Linked DNA regions of Homo sapiens: all the other regions are linked to region 5. A link is a loop called in an ENCODE intact Hi-C map of the cell type or tissue named here. Cell type or tissue: PC-3. All regions are shown on one strand. Links, peaks and the distances in the headings refer to the core of each region. The heading gives the core; the rest is flanking DNA. Region 1 overlaps FSIP1 (fibrous sheath interacting protein 1). Region 2 overlaps LOC105370777 (a long non-coding RNA gene). Region 3 has its middle 120 kb from the start of LINC02694. Region 4 has its middle 140 kb from the start of THBS1. Region 5 holds the start of LOC105370780 (a long non-coding RNA gene).

Region 1 (6,294 bases), core at 658-5,657, 590 kb after region 5:
GAGACCAAACCATTTAATAATGGGGATAAAAAAAAAACAGGTCAGATACAGATAGGGCAGAACAAATACTCATTTGGGGAACTCAAGGAAGAAGTGTAAAAGAACAATAACAGAGGAACTGAGGCTGGCTCTTCAATTTCTAGTTTAGGAGACTAGGTGGGTGATGAAACCATTAACTAAAGCAGAGAAAACATATAAAAGAAGGAATAAGTTTCAACAATAGGAGGAAGAAGGAAAGAAAAAGAAGAAAACCAGCAGGGAATAACAAATCCAGTAAAAATTGCACTATGCTATGAGAGGTCACTGTGTCAGATTCTACAGTGATGTCAAGTACAATCAAAACTGGAGGTATGCCATTAGATTTCAAATTTAGGAGGACCACTTATGAAGCAGCTTCCACAGCGTGACAGTAGAAAATACAGACACTGAAAAGTTAAGAAGTAAATGGAAGTTGACCAGGTAGCACCAAGAGATGTGGACTATTCTTTCAAGAAGTCTGACCTTTAAGGAGAAGAGGGAAACTGAGTGGTGTCTGTTTTAGAGTAAGATTAAAAAAAAAAATGAGGAAAAAGGCTTATTTGTATGTTCTGTTGGTTATTCATTGGTTCAATGGCTTTTTGATTCTGTTTTAGGACTAGAAGAGTTAAACATGGTAAGTTAAAGGGAAAGAGCCAGAGAGATTGAAGCTCTAGATGAAAAAATGGAATGACGAACAAACCAACAGCCAGGAACACAGTGAAAGGGATGGGATGTTACTGATTTTGGCCTCAGAGAATAAGAGTACCTTCCCTCCATCTAAAGTTAGAGGCAAGAGGCAGAGGATGAATGAACACAGTCAGGATGAAGCTTAGAAACAGAAGAAATGAATGTAAAAGGAATTCCTACCCTGTAGATTCATTTTCTCTGGAAAGGAAGACCAACCAAGACAGTGAAGGTCTTGCAGAAGATGGGAGATGAAGCACATAGTAATAGTTTGGAATCACCATTTTGGAGAATGCAAGAGATTGCTAAACAATGCTGAGACTCCAACAGAAATTAAAAACCAAAATCCTTGCCTGTGTCAGTCAGCACAGTTATGTGATTTCCTCCCTCTACCCTCTGCATATCAGAGTAGAAAGAGACTACCAGATTTTCTTTGAGTATTTAACCCAAGCATCCAAGAGCAGAAGTATCATATATCTGAGTCTCACAGAAAAGGCACCTAGAAAAAAGTATTCTCAAATTTGAAAAAGCCTAATTGGTTATGATGTTGATGTTTTGTGTTTATATGCATTTCTATATTTGGAGCTAGAAACACAAGAGAGAAACGTGACAAAGACAAAAAGAATAACCTCTATCAAAAAGCAACCCTGTCACTAGATGTATTTGTCTCAAAGAATATTGAATTCTACCTGTATTCATTAGATAAATGATAGAAACTAAGGGAAAACTCCTGGCGATGTAAAAGAGTTTTGATTTTTGCAACATGCCTCTAAAAAAACCCAAAAGTGACCCCTCAGTAATGGGATGGGACAGACTTTTAAAATACTTCAGAGATCTCTAGCAAGTACAATATTGTTTACTTCAAAATCCCAGTAAACTTGAGGTTAATATGTCTGGATTATAAGGTTCAAATGTGATATAAATCAATTTAATGTTGTTTTCAACTTTCTCTTGGAGTCAAGGCATCTTTTGTGTTTAGCACCTATAAATAAAAGTAAATGCACTATCCAACCACAGTTATTTTCTTCATTTATTTGCTGTTGCTTATTTGTGATGTTATAAGCCAACTGGGATGGGTTCTGTGTTTTGGAAGCTGAAAACAGGTTGGAAATTGCCATTCAGCCATCAGCCCAAAGTCCTTAAGGTTAATTTTTTGTTTGTTTGTTTGTGTTTTGGAGATAGGGTTTCACACAGTCACAAATGCTGCAGAGCAATGGCATGACTGCAGTCTCAAACTCGTGGACTCAAGCAATCCTCCCACCTCAGCCTCCTGATGCTTGGCTAATTTTTAAATATTTTGTATAGACAAGGTCTTGCTAAGTAGCCCAGGTTGGTCTCGAACTCCTGGCTTCAGGCAATCCTCCTGACTCCACTTCCCAAAGCGCTGGGATTACATGCATGAACCACCCACCCAACCTGAAGCTAACTCTTAAATAAGAGGATAAGAAAAACTGACTAGAAAAGAAAAATATCCATCCTAAGAATTTCTCCCTTTGTTTAAAGACAAAAAATGAAAAGAAAGAAAGTAGGTTTGGGTATATTGATAGGTATGCTGAAATAGGTCTGGCTTTAATAACGTGATCATGCTTAAAATGATTCTCTCTGAATATAGCTTTCAAGTCCCTTGCAGCTCCAGCTTTCACATCATTAAGTCCACTGAATTTCCATGTTAGAACATCAGGACTAATCTAACATTACAAGAAGTGTCTGCAGGGTGTAGAGCAGTCACATGACTCCAGAAATACAATGTGAACTCTATAGGTTTAAGCCAAAAATGTATGCCAGGAGCTTTAAAATTTTTTTAAATGCTTTAAGGCTTTTTAAAGTACTTATTGTAACTAGATGCTGCCACCTACTGGACAATTTACAAGTGCCTGAAACTGTGCTGGCAACAAAAAATTATACAGGAAAAAAAGGCAAAATTTTCCTGTTTTCCTAATAATACTTATAAAAATATCTTATTTAGAAATGTATGGCTATATATGATTGATTAAAATAATTTTTAAATTTTTATACATTTCTAATTAAAACAGTAGCTGAGATCTAATGAGTAATGGGAAATTCATTTCATTGTAGAACAGATGAAAGTAGCTTCGTACCACCTTATGATAGTGCTTATGTTGAAATACCAGGAATATGAGACTTTCAAAAAATCCGTGGCATGAGGTCAAACTGGACTGTTGTGTTTCTAATTATTTCTTTCATACTTGCAGTGAAAATATTCTGCTAATAATACCAAGTTTAAGCTGATTATTCCAAAAGTTTCCTCTTTTAGAATAAGGTAATAGTTATGTAGTCCAAAAAACAAATTAATATAATTAGGTTAATAATGCAGCCTAAAGTAAATGCTAACTACTTTTTTGTTTTTAAGAATTTAAAAAAAACAGATATGTGTGGCAATAAATGACTCCAAAACATATGTCTATGAAGTAAACAGCAAGCAGGAAATTTCATTAAGGAATTTGGCTTTTCTGTAAAAGAACAATCATCAAAAAAAGATTCTAATTAAATCTGAAGAAGCCAGTAATACAATAATGTTACCTCTTCATTTTGGTGAACTGGTCAAGTGTGAACTAATTAAGACAGTCAGTAGCAAGAGTGAAGTGCAACAGACATCTGGTTCACCTAACAGTATCTTGTATTCCCTTTTCCTTTTACGTTGACCCTACTTTTGCATCTTACCTGCTTTGCACACACTGCCAATACATAATAACTAAGAAGTCTGAATCTAAAAATTGAAGCTTTAATAATGTCATCATGTTTAAAACAATGATTCTCTCTTAACATAGCTTTCAAGCCCCTTGCAGCTCCAGCTTTCATATCATTAAGTCCACTTAATTTCCATGTTAGAACATCAGGACTAATCTAACATTATGGGAAGTGTCTACAGGGCCTACAGCAGTCACATAACTCCAGAAATACAATGTGAGCATAGATTTAAGTCAAATATACGGGCCAGGAGCTTTAAAAATTAAACATATTTGACAGTTTTGATTTGGTTTTGAAAAAAGGGCAACTGAAAACAAATGTCTTGCCTTCCAGGACCAAAAGTTCACTGGGTAGTGAACTCTGTGACCGAAAAGCTTAATGTTAAAAGGCCACCATAGATCCACTTACAGAGTGGCCTGTCTTACATTGCTTGCTCCAGAGTCAACCACAAGCAGGTTTGGTCTTTCAGAAAAGCCCTACCCACTAGAAAAATCAGTATTTGACTCCTGGTTTCCAAACTATAGACATTGAGATACTATAATATCCAGAATCTCATTCCTGACACTGTCCATGGATTTTTTTGAGGGGGGGGAATAAGGGGTATAGTCTCATTTCTATGAAGGTATAGAATTACTGATAAACATTGAATGAAATATATTAGTAAGTTGTACTTTTCCAAGCAGACTACGTTCATATACTGGTCTTTAGACATTTAAATAAATAAAAAAGCAGTTCATAAGCTATAGCTTTAGAGGTGCTTTTACAATCTCTTTTTTAAAAAATAATGTAGTCATTGCTAAACTCAGAAAAAAAATAGGTTTGAGAAAACCATGTTATTCCAAAATACTGCCCCAATAAAATATATTACAAAGACACAATAATCAAAATAGAGTGGTATTAACATCAGCACAGACAGAAATTTTAATGGAATAAAATAGAAAATCTGAAAATAAACCCAGTTCCTACACGATAAAGCTAGCATTTCAAATAAGTGGGGAAATGACAGATTATCCAATAAAGGGTCTTGGAATAGCTGGTTAGCAAATTGGGGGAAAAAAACAAAATCAACTCTCTAACTCATATCTAATACCAAAATAAATCTCAAGTGGGTTAATATTTAAATTTTTTCATTAAATTATAACTGATGAAAGGAAAATATATATTTTTTATACAATCTTGAGACATAAAAGGCCTTTTAAAGCAGAGTACCAATGAATGATAACATAAAAGAAATGACTAACTAGAGCAAGAAATGTCACAAAATTAAAAAAAAAGTTAGAAAAATGCTTATGGTGTTTGTGACAAATAATTAATATCCTTAATATTAAAAAAGTCTTTCAAATCAATAAAGAATACCTCACTTTATAAAAGAGACTAAGACATGAGTAGGTAACTCACAACTTAGCTAAACCAAAGAATAAATCTATAACCTCCCTGATAATCAGAGAAATACAAATTATTGTGATTCCACTTTAAATAAACAAAGCTTAAAAATAACTACAAAATCCATCGTTGGCATAGAAAAATAATATTCAGATACAATGTGGGTAAGAGTCTAAATTGATTTCAATAAGTCAATGTGAATAAAAATCTTGTGAAAGTCCAACCCTGGACTAAGTATTTCTCTTCTAGGAATGTATTTGAAAGTATACCCATTTTCTATAGCGGCCCTAACAAATTACCACAAACTTGGTGGCTTCAAACAACAGAAGTTATTCTCTCACAGTTCTGGAGGCCAGAAATCCAGAATCAAGATGTCAGCAGGGCCACGTTCCCTCCAGAGGTTCTAGAGGAATTTCTGTTCCTCCCTCTTCCAGCTTCTGATGGTTGCCAGCAGGCTTGAGGCTGCATCACTCCAATCTCTGCCTCCGTCTTTGCAGCACCTTTTCCTCTTCCTTATCTACCTCTTCTCCCTCCATCTCTTTCTGATAAGGCTACCTATGATGGAATTTAGGGCCCATCTCAATATTCCAGGACTTAATCACATCTGCAAAGACCCTTTTTCCAAATAAGGTAACATTCACAGGCTCTAGGGATTTGACATAGATATCTCTTGGGGGATTGGGGTGGATTTTTTTCAGCCAACCACAGAAGGTAATCATTGCAATAATTGACTAAGGATGTCACTGCAACATGTGTAATTTAAAAAATTGAAAAACTAAGGGAATAATCTAAATGTTCAATAGAAGGGTATTAGTTAAACAAATGATGGCACATCCATCTAATGAATTAATATATAATCATTAAAAATAATGCTGATGCACATTGTTCCAGTTATCTATTGTTGGATTACAAAATCACCCAAATCTAGTGGCATATGGTAAAAATTATTGCAGGCAAGATCTACTGATTGATGCTGAAATTAGTAGGTGAAAGCTGGAGAAGAAACAGGATATTTGCATAGTCTTAAAGCATCTCCCCCAAGATATGTATTAATTGTAAAAGAAAAAAATAGTAATTTTACAGTGCAGAAAACCAGCAGACACCATCTTAACAAAGTGATCAAGGTGAAACATTACCAATAATAATATATAACAGCATTAGGTATACCAAGTGTGATTGACTGAGAAGGGCACATAACTTCCAGAGTATGCTTGCCAAAATTCATAACTTTCATCTAATCATGAGAAAACATCACATAAACCAAAACTGAAGGACATTTTACAAAATAGCTGACCAATACTCTCCCAAAGGGTCAACATCACGACAGACAAGGAAAGACTGAGGAACTATCACAGATTGGAGGAGATTAAGGAGACATGACAACGAAATGTAACATGGGATCTTGGATTGGATACTAGTAAATAAAAAGGACATTAGTGGGAAAACTGGTAAATTTTTAAGAAAGTCTATACTTTAATTAATGGTATTATACCAATGTTG
Region 2 (6,294 bases), core at 448-5,447, 100 kb after region 5:
CCTTCCCACGCTCAACCTTCCTGAGCCACCCTGTTGCCATAAGCATCTGTACAGTGCCGCAAGCCTCACTACTAAGTGTCATCCTTGGACCATCAGCATCACCAGAGGGCCTATTAGAAAGGCAGGATGTTGGGTGACATCTCAGTCCTAATGAGTTAAGACCTTTTTAACAAGACCTCCAGGTGTGTCCTATGCATGGTAAAATTTGAGAAGCCCTTCCCTGAAGAGGACCTTGTCAGGCATTCTCCCTGAGGAGACAGGTTTTTTGAGCTGTCTCCAGAATAATCTGGAGAGCTGTCCTGGATATAAATGATGCTTTCTTCCTCGGGGGGAGGAGAAGCTCCACAAAGGAGCAACAACACAAATTGTCTCCAACCCACAGATAGGCACAGAGCTCAAAAGAAATTAAGTCAAGCCAAATGGCAAGCAAGATGCTGTTAGTATGAGTGGTAATAGATAGCTCCCTATGTCCTGTTCTGTCATTCTGTCTGTTGCTGTACATGCTCCAGGACATCCTGCCCTTAGCAAAACATGCTGGAATGGGTTTACAGTGGGTCCGAGGACATATTCTAGTGAAAGACCAAAGCCTTGCCAGTCCTCTAGGCACAGTCGTTATCTCCCTGGACAAATGTGTACAAGTCACTATAGTGGGTCCACTTTCCCAGCATGAGCTCTGAACCTCAGGTTTGGTCCAAGCTATTGCAGTCTACTACTATGCAGTTAGTTCTTCCCGTCCCTCCACCCAGGCACAGTCTGTTCAGGTTTCAAGGCCCAATTCAAATCCTGCTTCCTCCACAGCATCTTCCTGGTCATTCCAAATACACTGGGGACATCCTCCAAGACACTGGTGTTTAATAATTTCATGGAAATTTTTTCAGCAGGCTATAAATTCCCAGAATGGGGAGACTTATGTCTGACATTATGTTCTATACCTTGTCCACTCCCCTGATTATAGAGACATAATATTCAGTATATGAGTACAAGTCCTTAAACACTCAGTTTGAACTGTCATGAGGATCTAGCAAATCTGTTTTCAGAAAGGACCTGGGGAAGCCCCTCAGCCTGGTGATCTTTCTCCTGCTTCCTGAAAACCCAGCACTCTTCATACCTATCCTATCCTGGCTTGGCTGTAGACTGAGTGGACGGTCTTTCCTCCAGAGGAACTTCTATGAGAGTCCAACAGACAACCAGATTCCAGAATCATATGGAGAAACCAGGTGACTGGGCTAAGAGGGGACCCTCAGTGTGACAATGGCAAGAGATGTTTATCCAGAGGACCAGGCCAAACAATTCCATCTAGTTATCTAGTTTTCTGTGACTCTTGGGTAGTAGTGAGCTATTATATCATGATGGGAATGACAGGAAGAACAGGGAGAAAAATAATATTAATTATAGCAGGCTGAGATTATTCTACATAGCAAACCACAGTTCTGTCCTCTACTGGAAAATTAGCTGTACTTCATGGTTGCCCCAGCTGAGGTGCTGTGGCTAAAAGAAGACTGTCTGAGAAAATGATGAAAGGCACAGTCTGACCTTTGCTCCTTGGAATGTTATTATTGTCCAAATAAACGATGCATATGTTATCAGAGCATCTTTTCTACCAGGTCAGTAGATGTTCTTCCTATGCCTATGCTATTACCCCTAAAGTGGACTAAGGTAGCAATGCATGGACCAGATCTGAGAATACAATTACTGAATACCCTTAAACACTAGTCAACCGAATATTGTAAGCAGAGGTGGAAATGACAACTGTGATTCTTCACTGTCATTACTGGCATGAAGAAGGTCCAGTCTCCTTCTCAGGACCACTGAAGTTCACAGGTCTAGGGAATACTGCTTGTACTGCAGTCTCAGGAATTCTACCCCATGGCATTTCCAGTGTGCAGCCTGCCTGTCATTTGCAGCTGCCCCAATCCTTCTATTTCCAACTGTCATTTATTCTTTCCAATGAATATAGAAACATGCCTGACAAACTTACGCACTATGAGAAAACTTAGAGCAGGGACTGAGTCTTGGAAAAAAGTTAAATGTTTTTCTTTTAAATAGATCTGAATATAATATCTTCCAGGATCACACATCCTAAAATAACTGTGATTCTTTTCTTTAAAAAGCAAACAAACAATATGCCCCTCCAATTAAAAGAAAATTCTAAAATGGAATTGCCAAAATTCTGGATGAGACATTCTTCCCTTTTACCTCTCTCATGCCGGGAAATTCTTTCTGCTTGCTAACCCCCGAATACCATCCGCGATTAGAAATAGAGGAGAACTCCATCGAGCACTGTGTTTCAGGTTCTCAACAAATATCTGGGGCTCTCAGACTGCCTGCCAGGCACCTTGCTAGGCACCAGATCCATAAAACTGGTTCTCACTTCTCTACCCATTTCTCCTTAAAAAGAAAAAAACTCAAAAGTTGGTTTGTGGAGGTTTGGGGTCCAACAACTATTTATGCAAAATATTTGCCGATTTTCACCAGCTTTCTATCCATGGCCTAAAGGAAGCTGAAACAGCTTAGAGGCTGAAGAAATGAACCACAGAGCTTGAAACAGAGGCAATCAAGTCATCTCAAACAGCGGGACTAGGAAATCTAAGTCAAGTCTGAAGAGAAAGGTAGTGAAAGACTTACCATTTTTCTTTTTCTTTTTCAAAAGAAGTCAATGGCCATTCAGTGTTTAAATGAGAACAAAGACTACAGGGGGGAAAAATTAAGGTAAATATTTGTAATAATGTGTCATTGCATTTTACATAATGGGCCAGCAGTCTTTGAAATGTGACGACATCCATATCTACAGTTTTATTTGTTTTTTCTTATTTGCTCTCCTGAGGCAAGTCTCTTTTAGGCTGTCAGCCACCAAAGCAGCTAGCAAATACAAGGACACTGAAAGGCATTCTGCCAACACGACCTCAGAAGTATTTACAGACTGCAATGGAGACCATGATATAATTCAGTTTCTGCATGGCTATACTCTTTGCCAATTAATATTCTAATGTATCCTTTGAGGATGTGGTAAATGTTGGTTTAAGATAAAACAGCAAAGACAAATATTAGTGTGCCACATAAAGGTATTACTTGCCATGAGAGCACTGTTTCTTAGTACAGACTACCTGGATTGCACAACCAGAGATTCTGGTCTCACTGGACCAGAGTGTACAGCCTGGGTACCAGGATTTTCAAATAGCCTCGTCCACCTAGTGATTCTAATAAGCAGCTATGATTGAGAAACACTGTACTCGTCAATTACCAGAATGTTTTGTATTCTATTTGGAACACAACTAAAATTTGACCTGATGAACTCGTGCAAAATATTAAAAGCTGAACCTGCAGAGGCCAGATGCAGTGGCTCATGCCTGTAATCTTACCACGTTGGGAGGCTGAGTCAGGCAGATCGCTTGAACCCAGGGGTTCAAGACCAGCCTAGGCTACATGGTGAAACTTCATCTCTATTAAAAATACAAAAATTAGCCAGGCATGGTGATATGCACCTGTAGTCCCAGCTACTCAGGAGGCTAAGGTGGGAGAATGGCTTGAACCTCCAGAGGCAAAGGTTGCAGTGAGCTATGATCGTGCCACTGTACTCCAGTTTGGGTGACAGAATGAGACCCTGTCTCAAAAACAAACAACAAACAAAAAAGGCTGAAACTGCAGAGAAATAGGGAGAGGACTATGGAAATATTATAGAAAGATAAATAGCTGAAGAAGTAATGTCACCGCCACACACCCTAACCTGATATTTGAGGAAAAGAGACGAAACACACAAGTAACAAAAACAAAAGGTGAAGCTTGGTTAGTCCAATCCTTGATGCCCAGAAAAAAATCTTACAGGAGACCAGAAGATAAGGGCCAACAAAAGCTGAACAGAAGTTCAGTGAAAATCAGTAAGGTCTTTAGGATAGTCTAGTTCTGCCTCATTTTCCTGAGGCAGCAGTGGGAAGCAGCTGGCCCTCCTGCCCCTCTCCCCAGCCCCTCCAGGCCTGCATGCTATCCTTGGGGACCCTAGGCCTCTGCTGGGATTTCCCTCTGCTGTGGGGATTTCCATGCTGGCCTAGAGGCCCGCGGCAAGTAGCCCAGTTGCTAGAGCCTGGAGGCAGGTGAGCAGGGTGGTAGAAGGTGAGGGAGTGATGTCAGAGAAGCCTCTCAACAGACAGCATCAGCTTCCTGACGCTTAGAAGACCCCTTGTTTCTTCCATCTCTTCAGAGCCAGGGCCATCAGGTGGCCCATAAACTCCTTTTTCACATGCAAGCTGAGAAGGCTGTGAGCCAGCCACATGGCAGGGGGTTGAGAGGCCATCACCCTGCGTGTTCACCGCCTCTCCTCGCTGCTGCTGGAAGGAAAGGGCTTTGCCTCCAGTTAAGGGAACATGAGGTCCTCATAAAGGTTTCAGAGAGTTGGAGCAGAGATGGAGGGGCTGATAACTTGTCTCTGTCCCTAATATCTGACAGAAACAAAGAGCAAGGAATACAACACTTACTATTTAACATTTAATTTAGGATGGCACCAATTTCCATTAAGTGAAGCATCAAGGAAAAATGCTGATATTGATAGTCTTCTAGGATCCTTAATCATTCTCATAATTTTAAAAAAATCTAAAGATTTTCTGAGCTAGATATGGTAGTAATTATAATTTTTGTAGTATATATCATGTGTATTACAAAAAGATACATATAAATATGTATAAAATATGATATATTTTCTGTAAATTCTTTATCCTAGTATTTAATTCCCATGACACAATAATTATGCATATTATTAAACCTGTTTCATCGTCGAGTCATTTGGTTAAAATAACTGTATTCGGGGATGTTTAATCCTTACAGCTCCTTGAACCAAAAGCCTGGAGGTTTAGTTACAGGTTTACAAATCACAGGGAAAACTGTTCCTAGTAGCTTTCTCATGCTATCATAGCCTTTGTCTTTTTCTGCCTCTCCTTTGTCAAAATATATCTGTCAGAGAAAGATTTCTCACCATGATAATCAGTAAATCTCCCCAAGAAATGACTGTAAAATTGGATAACATTGTCAAAAATAACAATTTTAGGCCTTTGAAAACTAAGCAAAGACAAGAAAATAAGCAAACAAACCAACTGAGAAGGATTTACCCATTAAATAAAAGACAGATAGACTTTGGGCCTCCATGGTATTCTTGCCTGGGGCTGCTCCCATCATCTCTCCAGCTCAAGGGTCTTGGTAGTTCTACCAGGGCAGGGCTGGTCATGAAAACCAGCAGCTTCACTCCTAGCAGGGCTCACTCGTGTCTAGTGGGACTGTCAGTAAAATAATAAGGCTAGTAACACACATGCCTCATAGTCTGAGGTTGCTCTCACAGATCGGGGGCATTTCAGGCTGGCAGACTAGCCAGACATTTAGCAAAGAGATCCTAGAAATGAGAGCACTGCAGAAAGCCTAGATAAGACCCCAGGCAGACGGGGATGGGATGCTACACACATGCTCATGGGACACCCAGAAGGGCCCAGTTGAAAGTAAAACCCAGGGAAGACTTGAAAACTGTCTGAACTTGGAACATGCTCCTGTTACCACATCAGCAGAAGGTGGAAGCTCTGCTGGCTTGAGGTGTTTGAGCACAACATCTGACCAGTCTTTGGGTGACCACTAAACTACAAGATGCAGGGGAATCCCGTGGGAACCCAGGCTAGTAAAATGAAAATAAGAATTAAAAAAAAAAAAGAAAAAAATAGCTGCCTGACATCAGTGGGGAAACAAGTTCTGCAGAATAAGTCTAGGCAACTTACTAAAACAGCAAGAGCAGCAGCAACAACAAAATGACAACAACCTTTGGGGGGAAAGTAAGAATCCAGAATTTTGACATCATCTATTTGCTAAAATGACTGGTTTTCAACAAAATATCATGAGATAGGCAAAGAAATAAGATGGTATGACCTATATTCAGGAAAAATATCAGTCAACAGAAACTGTCTTGGAGCAGGCCCTAATGTTGAATTTAGCACAGGAAGAAACAATCCAAAATGAAGCAAAAAAAAAAATGACTGAAGAAAATACTGAGCAGAGCACTAGAGGCCTATGAGAAAACAGCAAGCTGTCATTGGACTCTGTACTCGGTCTCAGAAGAAAGTGATAGGAAAAAAAAATCAAAAGTCTGTGGGAATAACGGCCACACATTGTAAGCACATAACAACACATTCTGAAAAGAAAGAATATCCTAAAAACAGACAAATAAACAATATGTAGAAGTACAATAATAAAAAAAAATGGCTGATTTTCAGGAAAACAGTGCAGCCTCATTTCAAAACACACACACACAAGGTCTGTCAACCTAGA
Region 3 (6,294 bases), core at 434-5,433, 350 kb before region 5:
AACTTTGAGGATCCAGGACAACAATAGTGCACATTGTTTTCCCTGTTATTTCTTAAAAAAATTTATTGTTACATAATAATTTTACATATTTATGGGGTACGTGTGATATTTTGATACATGCATACATGTGTAATGGTGAAATCAGGGTGTTTAAGGTTTCCATCCCCTTGAACATTTACCATTTCTTTGTGTTGGAAACATTTCAAATCTTCTATCATTAGACTCTGTCTCAACAGCTCATATTTTCTGCCCTTCAGTCCAAGAAATGTATGAGAATAGTTGTCAAGTTCACTCACCGTAAGGGAAAAGAACATCAAAACCTTAGTTTCCTCGTCTACAAAATGGGATTATAACATGTAAGTTTACAAGGCTATCATAAGAATTAAAATAACGAATGTGGAGTCACTCTACGGAAACATACCAATAATAATAAAAGCAGTTTAGAAGTATGCAGAAAGTAGAGTTATTCTCCATGACCTTGCACTCCGTGCCCTAGTTCTGTCCTCCTCCGGTTATCTTCAGGATCCTCTAGATTCTTCATGATGTATGGGCTCTTATTAATTCTAGTGCCTGACAGGAAATTGAGGCTGACAGTTTAGTAACTTGCTGGGTGTTAGCACTTTTTATCTTACACTCCTGCCAAACATATGGTAAAGGCGATTACTACCAGAGAGAAGACTGAGCGTCAGGGTGGTAAGTGGCATGAGGCAGCCATGTGTGAGACATGTCCCCTGTGGATATGGGTAAATTGGGTCCTGCAAAGTACCTGGATCTAGAGAGAACCATGCTGGAAGGAAAGTCTTGCTTCTGATGGCAGAGTCAATCAAGCAGGGCCAGCCTGATGACCAAAAGACGTGAAGGACAGGGAGCGTCTGGCAGATTCAAGAAGGGAGCAGAGTGCTGCGTGCCACCTGTAGCTTCTTTCCGTGCTTTCTAATCCATCATCTTGTCTTTGAAAGTATCTCCTGGGGAGAGGCCCTTTGGCAAGAAGGCAAGCTGGGCCTGTTCTCATCTTTTCCTCTATTCTCATCCCAGTTGGAAATAAATACCTCAAAGCTGGTTGACTTTCCAGCAGGTCCAATTTGTTTCAAAGTCCATTTTCAGTCAATTTCATCGGCACATTCTTCCAGGAAAGATGAAACTATTCCATGGAAATGGCTGCTGGGGGTATGGCCTGTGGACAGAAATAGTTGAGGTTATTGCCTTATGGAGCGTAAGCTTCAGAAATGCTTGTAGAGGTCAAAGAGGTGCCTCCCTTCTCTTTTAAGAAATGAGAACACTAAGGCCACAATGGGCAGGCAACTTGCCCAGCGTGTCACTTGCAGGTGTCCTGCCTTTCGAAGTCTCCTAAAGGGAACGAGGGAGTATCAAAGACCCACTGCTTCAGGGAAAGAAATGAGATGACAGAGCTGGTCAGCTGCAACCGATCTTACCAAAGGTTGGGTTAAGAAAGTGGGAGTGCATAAGCCAGGGCAAGACAGATTTCTCGGAAATCGAGAAACAACAGAGTAATACCCAAACAGGGACTTGGAGCAAACGAATCAAAATCAAGAGCCAATACTAGATGGGGACATAGTGACGCTAAGAACAGCTGAGAATGATTTAGGATCAGCATGGTGAAAAACAAGCTATCTTCAAGTTAATAAAATCAAACAGGAGTTCTAAGAAGTGAAGGCAGCCTCTGGATTCTTTATTGCCTTCCCATTATAGGGAAGGCCTCCACAACCTGGCCCAGTGGATGTTTTCTGTAGTCCCTGTTGACTTACTCAAATGCAACCACTTCCAGCTCATCAGATCTATGCCCTGTGTCCTCTGCCTCTGGAGCTTTCCTCAGGCTGTCCTCTCTGCATGGAATGCTGTTTCCCCTTCTCTGGTCCAGCCGAATTCTACATATCCTTCAAAGACCAGTTCAGTTCCCACATCTCCATGAAACCTTCCATACACACTGGCTGAAAGCATTCTCCCTGTTTGCTGGTCTCCAGTTACACTGTTGCCTCCTCCTATCTTATACACAATTAGAGTGATCTGTGTGCAGGCATTCTAGGACTAGCTTCTCCTGCTTTTTGGAAAGTCCATGAGTCCATCTATAACCCACAGGGACCTTACCTGTGTGCCTCACGCATAGTAGGTGCTTAAAAAATATTTGCCAAAAAAGTGGTCATCTAGAGGGGTACACATGAGAGTATCAGCATCATACTTGGCTTCAGCCAGATTCTCACTAGGGGCATCATGTCCCTAAGTAAGGAGAAATGTGGAGAAGATGAGAGCATTCAGAAGAGAGCCACAGAGATAACGCATTTAAAAATAGGCTAAATAAAGTCATATTAAAGGAAAGTAAAGCTTAGGACTTTTCCTGGGAAGTGAGGCACATTCGTTAATCTTTCTCCAGGCCTATAAAGGGCTTTTGCCCAGAGAAATGACAGCAGCTGCTTTTCATCCCTGATTAAATCAGATCAGTTGGAAATTAAACAGAAACATCGTTCAGATCACAAATAGGGAAAATATTTCTGAGAGAGGGTGATTAAACTCTCAGAGGAGTTACCATAGGGATTTGTAGACTTTAGGTCTCCACAGGATTATTAAACAGATTCCTGTGTGTCAAGGCCAGTTTAGTGGCTCCCTCTGGAATGAATGCCATGGAATGAACTTGACAATCTGTTCTCTCACACCTCCCTGCGCTGGCCAGGTGTCGGCCCTAGGTGTCACTGGCGGTCAGTTCCAGGCTGTTCCAGCAGGGGGCGGCCACGCACAGTGAAAGCCCACAGGTACAGCCGGCCAGAATGGTTCGAAAGAGTGAATCTACCAGGTTTGTGAGTGGACCAGGGACCCAGGTGTGAGGTGTGCAAAGAAGAGTAAGCACTTTCCATGGGCACGCCCAGGAAGCCACCACAGATCCTCTCACTTTCTCCACGCCCCCCTGGGTGTTAAGAACAGAAAGTGCACTTGGTAACTTGGAAAAACCCTCTCTCTGCATTGAGGCACAGTCATTTCCAAAAAGTCCCCAGAGCCTGTGCTCAGAGAATCGGGTGGTGTGCTGAGACTTCTTTGGATCTGCTTCTGCAACCCAAGCATGGTGCATAAAACTTTATCCAAAGAAAAAAAGGCAAAATGAAAAACAATTGGTGAAGAGGAATAATGGCATAGGTAACTCAGAAGAGTAGTGTCACTTCCATTTGATTTTAAAGATATATACACACAGGCACACAGGGCATCTGCCTGCCTGCTGTGTTCCCAAGTCTCCTTCTGAGGAATGCTGCTCTGGTGCATGGCGTTTCCTTGTGCTGTGTCTGGTAATTTGCTGGCTCCGCTGCCACCCAACAGGCCGGGCATTGGTGGCTCAGCTGCAGGCAGCCTCTACGGGCTCCGTGGAGGTGGCCCCTGCCTGTGAAGTGGGCAAGTCTAACAGCACCTCCCAATCGGGATGCCGCAGATTAAATGGGACAACCAATCAGATTAGACCCCCTCTCAGGGACGGTGCTGGGATGAGATTTACCAGTCAGGCAGTAGGCAGTTGCTGCAGTCTCCTGAATGAATAAAGCCTGCTTTTATCCCAGTCTTAGAGGTTGTTGGGCCCTGCAGTCCCCTGGTCTGCTGAAAAGGCTTTCTTTGTGTTCTTGCTTCCCATCTAACTGTACAGCATCTTTCCATCGCCTCAGTGACCCAAGTACCTCTCTCCTGTTCAACCTGTCAGTGTACAATAAACACCCCGAGATTCCCCTTTCCTGCCACCCCCACTCCCTGGCAGAGGAGGTTTTGAATTGTTTTAATTTTGCATCCCCTTGAAGAAAGAGTTCAGCTCAAAAAATCTAGGTAGCTGGACCCCTAGAAATCACAATTGTGCTGTGTTGAAAAGATGCAACAGACATGAGCCCTGAGGTGAAGGAAGAATTACTGCACTTTTCATGTGGCTCCACATTTCGGCTAAGTTTGAGACAACTTTTCTTTTGCTGGTTTTCTGTATCTCTCTGCTTTCTTTGCGCACCCCATGCTCAGGGTTGTTTGTTTTGTGTCGGTGGTATGTCTTCAATCCGACTTCATTCTGACATCCTTTAGATTAGGAATTACGATTTATCCAGGATTGGTTTTATTATTACAGTGAAGGCCCACTAGGTTCAGTCAACTGAAAACTGGTGGCATTCTTCCCAGCAAAAGAGAAGGTTAGCCTGGATGTCTTTCTGTGAAAGACAAGGGGTTTTTAACTCTGAGATTGAACCAAGATGTTGATAGATTGGAAGATGGAGGTGGAAAGATGGAATGCAGCCAGGGGTGGATATCCTTAACGTAGTCCCGGCTTTGAAAATGCAGTGCTTTCTTTGGGATTATTTCAGATGTCAAACGCAGCAGGGTTGACATCAGTACACAGCAGGCCATGGATTATGGCTGCCTCTAATGACTGTGTTCCACTGTGTTTATTGTTCTGGATGTTAATATATAGAGTAAATGATAGTCCTTTAATTGAAGGTTGGAAATGCCCCATGCCAAGGCGCCCGGGTGGACACATCATTAACCACTGAAGTGAAACCCAAGACACTTGCTGGCCAGGAAATTATAGCCACGGAGACCATCTTCCTATTTGTGTATATGGTATGTGTGAGAGAGAGCGGGCCCAGCAACTGGCCTGCACCTTATTGGCAGTTCTTGATTTTACTGGGAGGAGAAAAACATCATTTAGAAACTAGCAAGAGCACATTAGTTCCACAGGAAATCTCAGCTAATCAGAACTTGAATGGAGCATATTTCTACCCAGCGTATGAGCACAGGAGAGGAGAGAGGGGTCAGCTCTCTGCCTTTCTTTTTAGACGTTTTTGAAGTGGCTCTTCAAAAACTTTCTCCAGTTTAATTGTAGAAACAATTTATGATGCCTCAGTAATAGAGGTTGAATTTAAAAATTCCTTATAATTATTCAGACTGTAACTCCTGAGAGAAGTCTTGACAAAGTATCAGACCATAAATTGGCCCTAATTGTTTCTATGGAAAGGTATAATCATTCCCTGTTGCTTCTATAACAAATTACCCCAAGCTCAGTGGCTCAAAAGGACACAGATTTATTACCTTATAGCTCTGGAGGTCAGGAGTCTGAAATGGGTCTCACTGGGCTAAAACTAAACATTCTTTTTGGAGGGTGCAGGGGAAAATCTGTTTCTTTACCTTTTCCAGCTTCTAGAGGCCACCCGCACCCTATGGCTTTGGGCCCCAGCCCCCCAGCAATTGGATCACTCTGATCTCTGCTTCTGCTTTCACACTTCCTTCCCTGACCCTCCTGCCTCCCTCTTTCAGTGACAAAGACCCCTGTGATTGCACGGGCCCATTGGATAATGCCGCATAGTCTCCCCATCTCTAGGCCAGCTAATGAACAACCTTAGTTCCATCTGCAGTCTCCATTCCCGCATGCCATATAACATATATTCACAGGTTCTGGGAATGAAGACATGGACATCTTTGGGGTGGGGGCATAATTCTGTCTGCTGCATGAAGTACTAGGTTAGCTAGGTTCCATGGAACTATAAACCAGGCTAGAAGATAAGGACTATTGATGGGGAGGTACAATAATGATAAAAGGCAGCTTCATATGTCCTAAGATCAAAAGAATCACAGAAATCAGGGGCATGATAGCTTACTTAAGAACACATGCTTTGGGCTTGGGCAGAAGAGGGCTGACTCCTAACTCTGTCCCTGCTGGCTGTGGGATTTTTGATAGAATATTCAATCGTGCTAATAGTTTCCTTTATTATAAAATGGAGGTAATAATGTGTACCACATGGGATGTTGTAAAATTTAAGTATGAAAATACAAATGAAATGTGCATGGTGGTGCCTGGCACTTAGTGAGTGTTCAGTAAGTGGTAGCTATCAATGGTAAAAACCACAATTACTTTTGCATCAACCTAATACATGTTAGGAAGCGTCCCTTCTTTTACCTGACTCCTTGTGAGTCATGGCAGGGATGGTGAGGGTCTGTGCTTTTTAAAAATCAAAACAAATACATAAAATTAAGCATATAAAATTAAGACTTTTATTTAAAGGCAGGAGAGCCAACACTTTATATTGTCTTGGGAAAGAGCTTTTTAGTCCTTTGTGACCTAGTATTACTATCACCCTCAGGCATGTGGGTCTGGCACTGTGCTGGGTGCTGGAGGGGGATAAGTCATGGTCCCTGGTCTCAAGGCTAGTGTAGTGACCGGCCATACAGATGCCCCAGCTGACAGCTAAGGAAGCATGAAAGAATTGAGGCAAGAGATACTGAAGAGAGAGATGACCTGGATGGGGGGCAGTAGGAGAAAGTTTCAGAAGAGTT
Region 4 (6,294 bases), core at 656-5,655, 270 kb after region 5:
CCGTTTTGCTAAATTCTTCATGGGTGTGCCTCTTTCCTGTCAGGATTTCCTACATATAAAAGAAAGCACAAAAATTCCCAATCATCTCTGGTTCTTCCCTTGTGGGGAAAAGGGCCAAGACATAATCCTTGATTTCCCACTTTGGAAGGCGTATACTAAAATTTTAACTCTGAAAGCAAAGAAGACACACAGAAATCACTGAACCCTTTTCCATCCCCAGTATCTTCTGGTTGACTCTTGGAAGTAATATTAAAGATAAAAGAATCCAGATCTGAAAATTCAGGTTTGTTGTCTTGAGTCAATCTACTTTCCTCCAAAATATTTCCAAAACACCTAGGAGCCTAGACTCCTGACCCAAGTTTCTGCCTTTCCCTTGCTGGTTTATCAACGAGTGTTTATATCATGCAGTCAGTGTGAGGAGATGGGCTGTCAGAGACAGCTCTTCTAATTTGCAAATAGTAAGATAGTTGCTGTCCAAGCAAAGAGCCAAACAAAATGCTCACATATTTTAAATAAGATTATTATTAATGCAATTGTCAAAATATTTCTGACTCAAGACAAGCAGAATTTTTTTTTAAAACCCTTTAAATGACCTTGTATACAACTTCCTTAAAAAGTGAATAATTTAAAAGGGCCCTAAATCAGGGGTCAGCAAACTACAGTCCACAGGCCAAATCCAGTCTGCTACCTGTTTTTGTAAGCAAAGTTTCACTAGAATATAGTCTATGATGGCTTTCACTCTACAATGGCAGAGCTGAGTGTTTGCAACAGAGACTATACTGCCCACACAAGGCCTAACGCATTGACTAGCTGGCTATTTAGTTTCCCAACCCCTGCCCTAAATTATTTCACACGCTTATTTTCAAACAAGTGGTCTCTAACTGTTTATCTCTACCTAATATATCTCATGCCAGGAAAGTATCCAAAATTACAACTTCTCTTTATAGAAACAAGAGAGAACACTTCATCTTCATACTCAAGGAAAAGAGTTTATTGCCAATTCTAAAATCAACACACAGAACACAGTTTTTCTTTAAGTTCGGGATATATGTGCAGAACGTGCAGTTTTGTTACATAGGTATATGTGTGCCATGGTGGTTTGCTGCATCTATCAACCCGTCATCTAGGTTCTAAGCCCCGTATGCTTTAGGTATTTGTCCTAATGCTCACCCTCTCCTTGCCTCCCACCCCCTGACAGGCCCCAATGTGTGATGTTCCCCTCCCTCTGTCCATGTGTTCTCATTGTTCAATTCCCACTTATGAGTGAGAACATGTGGTGTCTGGTTTTCTGTTCCTGTGTTAGTTTGCTGAGAATGATGGTTTCTAGCTTCATCCACGTCGCTGCAAAGGACATGTTCTCATCCTTTTTTATGGCTGCATAGTATTCCATGGTGTATATGTGCCACATTTTCTTTATCCAGTCTATTGTTGAGCATTTGGGTTGGTTCTAAGTATTTGCTATTGTAAATAGTGCTGCAGTAAACATATGTGTGCATGTGTCTTTATAGCAGAATGATTTATAGTCCTTTGGGTATATACCCAGTAATGAAATTGCTGGGTCAAATGGTATTTCTGGTACTGCGAGTCAAATGGTATTTCTGGTTCTAGATCCTTGAGGAATCGCCACACTGTCTTCCACAATGGTTGAACTAATTTACACTCCCACCAACAGTGTAAAAGCATACAGAACACAGTTTTAAAGGACAGCTATATTTCTCAAAATGTTTGCTCAGAAAGGAGAGTGAGCTTTCTCCTGCTAACGTATGCTATGTTAGGTAAGACTTGGAGGGAGCTCAGAAGTAGAAAACTTACATGGAAAGTCTATCAATGTAAACTGTAAAAGGGGTCGCTGGACACAGGTGTGATGAGGTGACAAAGTGTCTGAAGCAGTAGAGTGAAGCTAGACAACTGCCTTCACTGATTCCCTTTGGCAGAACAGGAGCTGCTGCACCACTCATATGTCACATCTCATGGACACTCATCAGGATCAAGATGAACGGCGAGAACAGATCCCAAACCCCAGAGACTAAGCATAAACAGGGCTGATATGGAAGCCTCTCCGTGTCAAGACCCAGGCCCCTTCCATCTTATTGTTCTGGCATCTTCAGTTTGTTGTCCTTTCACATGGCCCAAGAAGGCCCCAGCATGTCTGCACTCAGTTCAGAGGGACAGGAGGGGTGGGGCAGGGAAGAGGCAGCACAGACCAGAACTGAGTCACTTGGGCAATTGGGCATGAGGAGCTGCAGAAGAGGCTGACAAATGTCGTCTTTTATTGTAGGAAGCCGTGGCCCCAGAAAAAATTCAAGCATCCTGGTGCTTGAAGGACTGGTACCAGGAGACGACTAGCATCCTCTACTACAATGGAGAAATATTGCCTCAGGATGAATGAGTCTAACATATCATTTCTTGAGAAAAGACGTGAACTGGGAGAAAAAATAACAAATTCTGTAAAGGGAAAATGAAGGCACCATCATATTTGGAGAAAATATCCAAAAAAGAGGTGGATGAGCCTGGTAATAGACTTCCCCAAACTTCTCCTGGGACCAACATTACCCCATACAGTTTTGAGTTTTTTGTTTGTTCGTTTGTTTGTTTGTTTGTTTCAAGATTCATATAGTCCCTAGTCTGGTTCCAGATCAAAGGGCATGACCTTCCTACTAAAATTCAGACTGTGTCTGGTGTGGGCTGCCAGCCATCATGTGATGTCCTGCTTGGCGTCTGCGACACAGAAGTGCCAGCACAAGGCAGAATAACCAGGAAGCTCACTTCCAAAGCCATTCACATGGGGTGAGAGCACAGTGCTGCCTCAGCCAAAGCTCGGACAGCTCTACCCAATCGGCAAATCAAAAACAACAGGAAAGAGGTGGGCAGACCTGCTCCCCCCACACCCAGGATCCACCAAACCTGTGCCAGATGAAACAAAAAAGAAAGGAAAAATGAATTCAGACACCTGTGGCAAAGAAAAAGGTACAGGCTGACCCCACATTCCATTTATTTCAGGCTTCCTCCAAGCCACTGCTTGTCATTTTGAAGCTTTACTTGTCAAACTGCACATAGTCAATTTTTCAGCCTTACCAAAAAGAGAAAAGAAAAAAAAAGAAAAAACAGGACCCAAAAATGAAATCCATCTTTGCCAAAGGGAGTTGCACCATCCTGTGTAGCAGCAGGCACAGGTGCTGCTGGTACAATCCAAGTACGGGAGAGAAAGAAATTTGTTATCCAGCTTTTCCACATTTTGCCACTGACAGGGAGACCCTTTTCATATTTCCTGTGAGGAGATCCCTCAAGTGGGGAAAGAAGGAAGGTGCAGTTAAGGTCTCCTCTGCCCAGGTGGCAAATGCACCTGGCCCTGTCATGCTGGCTTCCTGAGTGGGTGCTACACATTCTGAGAAGGAGGGATGTGACTGCGTGAATCTCAACACCCCACGCAGCACTCCAAGCTGCTAAGCCCAGAGAGATGGTCCAGGGGGAGAACCGCACCCGTCACCCAGCACCTGTGGAGTAGCCAAAACCAAGGCCAGCCCTTGATGAAATCTTGGAGTTTTAATTGTCTCAAGTTTGCTTTCAGTGTCCTTTGCCCTCTGTTTTGCATCCTTCTCTGAGGAATCCCAGACTGCTTATCCACCACCTCACCCACGCAGCCCATATCAGTACTGTCTGAGTCTAGACTTCCCTCAACATCCCCCGCTATGAAAATGCGCGTGCAGTGCCTTTCATGTTACTGCAGGAAAATGGTCTGTGTTAGAAAGAAGCTGATAAAAACACTTCCCTGAATAACTCTTGAGTCAAAGAGGAAATCAAATTTGCAGTTTAAGAGTTTTTAGAGGGGAAAAAAAGGGACATTTACAAAACTATATATCAAAATGCATAGTCTGCGACCAAAGTTTATTTAGAAAAAAATTGTGGTTTTATACATACCTTAAACATTGAACTAGAAAGAACTGAAAATAATAAGCTGAGCAGAAAATAGAAGAAAAATATTAATAACTTTGAGAAAGAGAAAAGAGATATATAACTATAAAAAAATTACAAGGCAATAATGCATATAATTCTATGCATTTTAAAGTATTAGAAAATTTTCTAGAACATTTAAATGGACAAAATGACTGACTGAGATAGAAACATTAATATGCTAAGTGAAATTGGAGGGAAAAAAGTTTAAAATAATACAATAAATAATTACCAGGCATAGATGCTATGTAATTCCTAAGCTTTTGAGATTATTTCAGAGAATTCAGAAAGATGGCAAGGTTTTCATTAATTTTAAAATGTTAGTACAAGCCTGATATTCAAAACTTGACTAAGTCAACACACATACACATCACACCACAAACATGGACACACAGGGCACATACTATACACACCATTAATATAATGTATAATATGTAAAGATCATAAATATGTCTTTCAATGTGATCAACCTAAATATTAAAAGAATCATTCAAAATGGTTAAGTTTTATTCCAAGGATACACGGTCATTCAGTGTTAGGAATTCTATTTGTATAATTTATTAGTAGGTCAAAGGAAAACAGATGACCAGCTCAAAAAATGCCTAAAGGACATTTGACAAAACATAACGTTCATTTCTCCATTTTAAAAAGTTAACCTGGGCATGGTGGCTCACACCTGTAATCCCAGCACTTTGGGAGGCCAAGGTGGGCAGATCACTTGAGGTCAGGAGTTCGAGACCAGCCTGGCCAACATGAGAAAAACCCTGTCTCTACTAAAAATACAAAAAAAAATTCTGGGTGTGGTGGCATACACCTGTAATCCCAGCTGCCCAGGAGGCTGAGGCAGGAGAACTGCCTGAACCCGGGAGGCGGAGGTTGCAGTGAGCCAAGATCACGCCTCTGCACTCCAGCCTGGGTGATGGAGTGAGACTCTGTCTTTAAAAAAAAAAAAAAAAAAAAAAAAAAAAAATTGTAGTGAAGTTGGAAAAAGACATTCCTTAAAATGATAAAGAGTTTGTCTATTGAAAGCCAACAAGCTAGAATAGTTGAGGCACTCCCATCAAAGTCACATTAAACAACGATGCCTGCTACCACAACTATTACAATACATTGTTACAGAAGCTCTATTACATATTGGTAGACAAGAAAAATTGTCAAGTGAGGTATTACTATTGGAAAGAAGAAGATAAAAGTAACATTCTCAGCAAAACATTGGATTATTCATTTGGAAAATTTATGAGAATCAACTAAAAGACCATTAGAATGAATAAGATTTCCTGACAGAGGCCAGTTAGAAAATAAAAATACCTCCTCAACATACTTGCAATAACAAATTTAAAAATAAAACAGAAAAATCCATTTAAAAAGTAATAAAGAGAAGCTAGCTAAGAATAAACTCAACAAGAAATGTAAGATACCTATTTTTTATTAAAAAAGAAACTGTAAATTACTGAAGGAAATAAAAGGAGAATTGAACCCATGCATAAACACTCAATACTCAAGATGAAAAAACTTAATACCGAAAGCATGCCATTAATAAACTGATCCATAAATTTTACACAAGTCCATCCAAACCCCACCAAGCTGTTGTTTTTGTTGTTATTTTAGTTTTATTTTGGTTTTTTCAGATGGAGTTTTGCTCTTGTCGCCCAGGCTGGAATGCAATGGTGCTATCTCAGCTCACTGCAACCTCCGCCTCCTGGGTTCAAGAGATTCTCCTGCCTCAGCCTCCCTAGTACCTGGGATTACAGGCACCCGCCACCACGCCCGGCTAATTTTTGTATTTTTAGTAGAGACGGGGCTTCACCATGTTGGACAGGCTGGTCTCAAACTTCTGACTTTAGGTGATCTACCCGCCTTGGCCTCCCAAAGTGCTGGGATTACAGGCATGAGCCATCGCGCCCACCTGTTGTTTTTAATTGTTCTTTGCTGCGGCTGTTGCTGAATTTTAAAACATGAATATGATATTCATCTTGAAAAATATATATGAAGTAACCATAAAAATCATGAAAAAGACATGTAATGAGGGAGGACTTACACATGTGATGACCTATAAATGGAATGTTAAAACAATGTGTTGCTGTTGCAGGCTATAAGGCATATAAAACTGTTTATGATGCTATTTTTATTCTCAAGTAAGTCTCATTCTTTTAAGGGAAATAGACATAAAAATGAAAAAGCTTCATAAAGTACAATATTAGTTATAATATTAAATAAAAATATGAATACGAAGTGCTGTAGGGTTGCAGGAAGGGGCTCCCCACTCTGCCTGTGGAACGCGTAAGCTGGCGTATGGAGCCAGAGTGGGGATCCCTGGGGGAGAAGGGTGGCAGGGCTCATCCG
Region 5 (6,294 bases), core at 591-5,590:
TTTTTAAAAATCTCTCAATTCTGTGAAAAGACAGCACAAACAAACTAAACCTAAGTACAGCACCACAGCCCATGTAGGCTTTCTGTTCCTCTAGATCTAAGGTGAAGCTGGAGGGTATTAGTATAATTTTGTTTGGCATTACAAAGAGAGGGTAGAATTCAGAGTCACACAGACCTGGGATGCATTCTAGTTTGTGGCCTGAGGTATATCCAATAAACTCTTTGGGTCTCAGTTCCTCAACTCTTTTTAGAATTTAGCATCATTTACTTTGTGGGTTCTATGTCTATTTTCTTCATTTAGGAAAAAGTATTTATTGAACATCTGGTGTGTCCATTTAGGCACTGCTCTAAGTGCTGGGGACATAACAATGAAGAAAATAGTCAAACATTCTCGCCCTTGTGGAACTTATAAGGACAGAGAGTATCTTACCTATTAATGTAGAAAAATTGGATTCACTCGTAACAACAACAAAAATGAATTTTCCCGTAACAAAAATGGAAGCAAAATGCTATTTTGAAATATTCTTAAAGTAACATCAGAAATTAGTATGCACCTATCATGTATAGCCTCATTATGTTCTACTTTGTCTTGCCATGCAGATGAGCTCAGCCAGAGTACTTCTCAGAGAGGATACCACGTGGATGCAAATAAGAGCAGAGAAAGCACCGAGTAGTTACAATGGTCCTTGCTGGGTGTTTGGAGAAGCTAATTATTTGAGAGAGAAACAAGCCTAGGAAAGACTTTTGGGATTAGGTGAAAAGTGTACCCTTGCAGGGAGCAAGAAGCCATGCCATGCCCAGGCTTTCGATCGCTCCACCACAGGATATCATTGTCCACAGGCCCTAACTTTAGTTCTTGATTTTTCCAACCTCTCTTTAAAGTTTATTCTTATTTTCCAAAACTTAGAAACCATGCCCAATGGAATATTGGCTGTGAAATGAATGAATGTGTGTCTCTGTTAGATCAGCCAGGCTGTTTCTCTTAACACATTCCCCCGACATGATTCTGAGATACATTAACATCACAATGCTTTCTTGACCATCGAGTCACACAGAAATGAAACCAGTCTGAAAAGATTTACTTTCCACAAGGCTATTTAAGTTACGACTACAATTTTTCTAGAGTCTCTTCTAGTTCCAAAGTACACATATATGAGTTATCTTTTTCTTTTCAAGACGAATTTTCTGGTTATGCTCCATTGTAAATCCCCTTTCGAAGTAGAAAGGACTTGTAAATAAATAATATGAGAAATTATTGTTACTTTTATCTAGGTTGAGGGGTTTATATAAATTCTGAGAATAATGAAGGATTCTATACTATGTAATCTATGAATCCCATTTTTTGCCGAAGATGTGACATGCCATGAGACTTTGCTGATGTGAATGGATACTATACATCTTATGTTCTTTTTCAATCACTTATTCTCCTACCTTATGATGCCTGTTTTATTTTCTTGCCCCAAGTAATGTTCTCTCTCAGTCTCTGAGGACTTAATAGCTCCATAAAGGCAAGGATCTTTAATTTTTTTTCGGTTTTATTCACTGCTTTATATCTAGAGCCTAAAACGATGTCTGGCATACAATAAACACTCAATATTTATTGACTGTTGAATGAGTTTTGGTTTTTAAATTTAGATGATGAAAGCAAATATATATCTAGCCACTAGTATGTGCCAAATACTCTTTTAAGCACTTTACACCTATTAACTTATTTAATCCTTAAAATAACCCACACAGGCACAGAGAGAATATAAATTTGTCCAAGTTTATTGGCAGAGGCAGGATTTGAACTCAAGCAGTCTGCCTCTGAGTCATTAACCACTGCACTACTACCGACTCTCTAGATAGCATACTTGGTAGAGAAAAAACATGTATGTTTTCCTTGCTTTTTAATATTAATTTTTAATTTTATATTTCTAAGTTATTTTATTAATTTAAATATATATTCATGTATGCACTGACTATATATTACAAATTTGTGGTTCAAAATTCAAAAGGTACAAAGAGATATAAAAGGAAAAGTCTCTCTCCTCACTCCTGTTCTTGAGCCAACCAGTTCTCCTTCCTAGAGGCAGCCAACAGCTTGTTCAAGTCTAATTCTGGCTCTGCGCTCCCCAGACATGTAACTTCAGGCAGAATACCTAATTTTTCTGTGCCTTGGTTCTCCGGCCTGAAAAATGGGGATAATAAAATACCTCCCACATGGAGTTTTTATGAGAATTAAGTGAATTAATATTTGTAAAATGCTTAGAATGGTACCTGTCACAAAATAAGTGCCAATAAATATTAGCCATTATTAATTTTGTGAGTCCTTCCAGATAGTTTACTCATATGTAAGATATATACATATATACACACACACACCTACACATACTCCTTTACCTCTCCCCCAGCCATTTTTTTTACAAATACAATTATGCACCTTGCTTTTCTCACATTTTAATTAAAAAATAAGTCCGCAAATATATTTTCTTCTGATAACCCACTATCAGCATTTCTGATGTGTGTCTTCTTGGCTTGAAGAAGGATAACTATGGTTTCCTGCTACTTTTTTTATTATTTCTTATTATTGTGATGGACATTGACGGAGAATAGCCATTCTGAGGGCAACCTGCGATAGGTAGGAATTAACAAAATCAGTCATGAAAAATGAGTGATGGTATAGATTGTGACCTTTTGAAGCTGGTTTTGGTCTCTGATCCATGTGGCTGTGGCAGCACCAAGAATTTCTGTATCAGGAAGTTGGGTACTAGCAATGATCTGACAAGAAAGTGGGGCCGGGGGATCTGTCTTAGAGTTGCATTTTCATAGAAAACATACTGTTTTCACCTGGCTTTAACACATATATGAAGTGGGGGTGTTTGCTGATGCAAGCTGTGAAGGAGAGGCATTATACCTGCCCCCCTCCCCTTTCCATCAAAGCATTCCTTGACCCTACCCCTGCCTCATGGCACTGTTGCCCTTGGCTCTACCATTTGGAGAAACAAAACAAAATGAAAACAAAACAAAAGAGAGAAACATAAGACCCATTTTCCTGATAGGCGCCCTGCCCGTAGAAGAAGAGCTGCAGCTTTGGCCCAGTCGGGAGGGTATGACAACCCCAAGTAGAGAGCTACTGAGAGAGGGAAGAGGAGAAGTAGGGGTTTTAATTGCAATTGCATTTTGATAGGAAGGGTAGTTGATCATACAACAGGTGAAGGAGGTCTTCTAGGGAGTGGGAGGGCCCAGACACTGGCTGTTAGCCAAATCCTCTCTCAGCTGCTCCCTGTGGTTTGGTGACTCAGGATTACAGAGGCATCCTGTTTCAGGGAACAAAAAGATTTTAGCTGCCAGCAGAGAGCACCACATACATTAGAATGGTAAGGACTGCCACCTCCTTCAAGAACAGGAGTGAGGGTGGTGGTGAATGGGAATGGAAGCCTGCATTCCCTGATGCATTTGTGCTCTCTCAAATCCTGTCTTAGTCTTAGGAAAGGAAGTAAAGTTTCAAGGACGGTTCCGAACTGCTTTTTGTCTCTGGGCTCAAGTTAGAGAACCTTGCAATCCTCAAAGATGTTAGGGCAGGAACAATCTGTCTTTCCAACCCCGTTTGAATGGCTTTTAGGTCACAAGTTATCCAAGAATGTCAGGGAAACTTTGCAGTTACACACCGACTCTCTGGTAAGGAAGCTCCAGAGAGACTGTGCCATGTGATGTCCCACATCAGTAGCCTGGAAGCCACAGAGTAACCCCAGACCCCTGACTCCCGGTCCCTTTGTCCTCTGAGGAGCTTCTCGGTCAGGGCCCTCATCCCAAATTCAGCCTTGTTGACCTTTTTCAAACTCAGCACTGAAAGGCTTCAAGGGCAACAGGAAGTCCCCAGGGAAGGGCAGCATCACCTTTAGGGGCTGCTGCTTTACTGGCTCTGTGCACAGAGAGTTCTGCACATGGAATGTGGACACTACATGTTTCTGAGCTGCTGCAGCTGCTCTGAACAAACGGACTCCCCCACTCCCGGGGAATCGAAACTACACAGTTTCACTCTGTCTTGTTGTGTTGTCAGCTGGCTTTCAGCATTCCCTTGTCCCCACAGAAACCTCTACATGGATCCCTTGCATGGGTGTTGTACAATGGGAGCTTTCATTCCTGCTTTGGCACCTGCAACCCTGGGTTAACAGTACCATGGAGCGGAGAAAGCGTTTACCAGAGTGCGGTGCCGCGATCCCACCCCGTGCAGCAGTTGAGCAGAGGCAAGTAGCAGGGCTATGTGTGCCTGCAGGGAAGGAGGGGAGATGAATCATGGGAGAACCATTCCCGCTGCTACCCTGAGTACTCGGAATGTCAACTACAAGTGTATTGTGTGAGGCAAAATGATACCCAATATTTACCCCTAACATATTCTGGGCTCCCAGGGGAAAACAGACCACAGAACCAAATGTACCAGCCAGGGTTCTTGGTTACAAGCCACAGAATCCATTCTTAATCAGAAGGCTGGTTCTGGAGCCAGGCTTTGAGGTCTCCATTCTGTCTTTATCTGTTACTCGCTGTAGGACCTATAAACCAATTATTCAACCACTCTGGGCTTCAGATTTTCATTCGTCAGATGAGGGCAGAAGGATTAATGCATTGAATATATGTGAACTAACTGGAGCAGGGCCTGACTCATATGAAGCATTCTGTTAACCATCATCACCATCACCACTACCACCACCACCACCATCATCATCATCATGATCATCATCATCATCAATTTATCCTCAATCAGAAGGTCATGGAAGCAGATTCAGAAAATGGGTAGGCATTAAGGGAGGATAAGCAGCAGGATTAATAGCAAAGTTTACGCTGCAGAAACAGCCTGATTAGAATGCTGTCCCTGGCACCACTGCCACGGCCTATGGTAGACACCACTGCCATCTCAGCTAGTCAGTCACCTCTATGGTCACTACTGAACACTGCTATAGTGAAATCAATTATCAATTCAGTTTTTCTCTACTTGCTCCAAATTCGAAATCTAATATGGAAGCAAATAATTGCCAAACCCCAGTTCACCTGTCTGAGACCTTTATGTCAGGGTTGAACAGAAATTGCATCTCATCCATTCTGTTTTCTGTACTGGGAAGTTGTGTTCTGTCTCCTATAAAGGCTCACATAATAGGGGATTCTTCCATTGCAGGGCAGACAATACCAACAACCCCAAATTCAACATTGGCAAATGTCCATACACAAAGAAAAGTGCGTAATAATGGTATGACACTAGGGCCACAGTGGTCACTACTTCTTGGGGAAGTCAGGAGCTCTCTCCTAAGCCTTTCTTCTAGGGCCTGCCTGGCTCAATGGATGACACTTCATGCATTCAGTTGCACAAGCTAGAATCCCAGGTATCATCCCTGACACCTGTCTCTCCCTTACGCCACATAGCCAATCCATCACGCACCATCCTTTCAATTTCACTGCCTGAAGTCACTTAAATCCACCTCTTTCCTTCTACTTCCTAATCCAAACAACCACTTCTGTGCAGTTAGACTATTACAATAACCTCATCACAGATCTCCCTGCCTTGTATCTGACCTCTCTCTACTCTGTTCTCCTACAACAACCACAGTTATCTTTTCAAAATGCAAATCTGAGAATCCATTAACCTTTCAGTTTAATGGTTTCGTAAGTCTCAGGTTAAAGACAAACTCATTAACATGCTCACATGGTCTTGCCTGCTTTGGTTTCTACTCTAAATTCAAATGTCCTGTGCTCTCACTCACTGCACACCAGACACAGTGCTCTTCCTACTGCCCCTATTCTACACATGCTCCCTCTTGCTACAAAGCCTTGTCCCACCTAGGGCACTTTCCTCCCCTCTTTTCCTGTTTATCCCTATTGTTAGTTGGTGGTCAGATCAAGTGTTACTTCTTCAGGTGAGCCTTCCCTGACCCTGGAAAATCTTCTTATTCCAGATTCTCAAAGCATCCTGAAACTTTTCTACACAAACATTCATCACAATTGTGCCACTTATCGTTTATTATTTATATAACACATGAAAGCAAGGACCATGTCTAACCATTGCCTAGCAAATCCCATTTGTTGAGGGAATTAATGAATGAAAATATAGCTTCTTATTGGAGGTTAAATTTATCATTGATTTTGAGGCCTGATTGAGTTTGTTGCATGGAGAAGAGGAGTAAAAGCATTTCAAGAATAGAAATAGGGGATTCAAAAGTCCCCAGATATGCAAGGAAAGGGTGTATTTGGAGAAAGTTTAGCATGGCTGTTGTACAGAGTGAGTGGAGATGGATGAGAGGGAGAAGGAAAGCAGCATATAAGG

What was found. A loop is a pair of places that touch in the nucleus more often than their neighbours do. Peaks named below come from ENCODE experiments on the same cell type or tissue, not always from the same donor. Only the 100,000 strongest peaks of a DNase experiment are listed, where the experiment ranks them.
Region 1: a loop joins it to region 5, with 13 times the contacts of the local background. A loop is called at or near these places in 31 of 110 quality-filtered maps.
Region 2: it touches region 5 in a loop (5-fold over the local background); 8 of 110 quality-filtered maps call a loop at or near these places.
Region 3: a loop joins it to region 5, with 5 times the contacts of the local background. A loop is called at or near these places in 17 of 110 quality-filtered maps.
Region 4: it touches region 5 in a loop (5-fold over the local background); 11 of 110 quality-filtered maps call a loop at or near these places.

The regions. Positions count from the first base shown.
Region 1 is chr15:39,754,517-39,760,810 of GRCh38, forward strand. The region is part of intron 5 of FSIP1 (fibrous sheath interacting protein 1); the gene reads right to left. Among named protein-coding and RNA genes, the nearest start is that of FSIP1, 25 kb to the right of the region's middle. In PC-3, for the core only: a CTCF peak has its summit at 2,547 (motif pointing left); a DNase peak (open chromatin) is centred at 2,545.
Region 2 is chr15:39,271,215-39,277,508 of GRCh38, forward strand. All of the region lies in intron 1 of LOC105370777 (a long non-coding RNA gene), which reads right to left. Among named protein-coding and RNA genes, the nearest start is that of LINC02915, 24 kb to the left of the region's middle. RefSeq lists enhancers at 3,652-4,153, 4,154-4,653. In PC-3, for the core only: no CTCF peak of the experiment used is centred there; a DNase peak (open chromatin) is centred at 2,877; H3K4me3 peaks cover 1,053 bases; H3K27ac peaks cover 3,834 bases.
Region 3 is chr15:38,815,151-38,821,444 of GRCh38, forward strand. No RefSeq gene overlaps it. Among named protein-coding and RNA genes, the nearest start is that of LINC02694, 120 kb to the left of the region's middle. RefSeq lists an enhancer at 2,956-3,105. In PC-3, for the core only: CTCF peaks have their summits at 2,730 (motif pointing right) and 2,935; a DNase peak (open chromatin) is centred at 2,771.
Region 4 is chr15:39,435,721-39,442,014 of GRCh38, forward strand. No RefSeq gene overlaps it. Among named protein-coding and RNA genes, the nearest start is that of THBS1, 140 kb to the right of the region's middle. In PC-3, for the core only: a CTCF peak has its summit at 3,283; no DNase peak of the experiment used is centred there.
Region 5 is chr15:39,168,908-39,175,201 of GRCh38, forward strand. All of the region lies in intron 1 of LOC105370777 (a long non-coding RNA gene), which reads right to left. LOC124900600 (a long non-coding RNA gene) reads left to right here. Exons shown (of 3, transcript XR_932142.3): 3 at 600-1,258. LOC105370780 (a long non-coding RNA gene) reads left to right here and starts at 4,688. Exons shown (of 3, transcript XR_007064591.1): 1 at 4,688-4,772. RefSeq lists enhancers at 2,457-3,412, 3,413-4,368 and a silencer at 3,141-3,435. In PC-3, for the core only: a CTCF peak has its summit at 3,348 (motif pointing right); a DNase peak (open chromatin) is centred at 3,314; H3K27ac peaks cover 1,676 bases.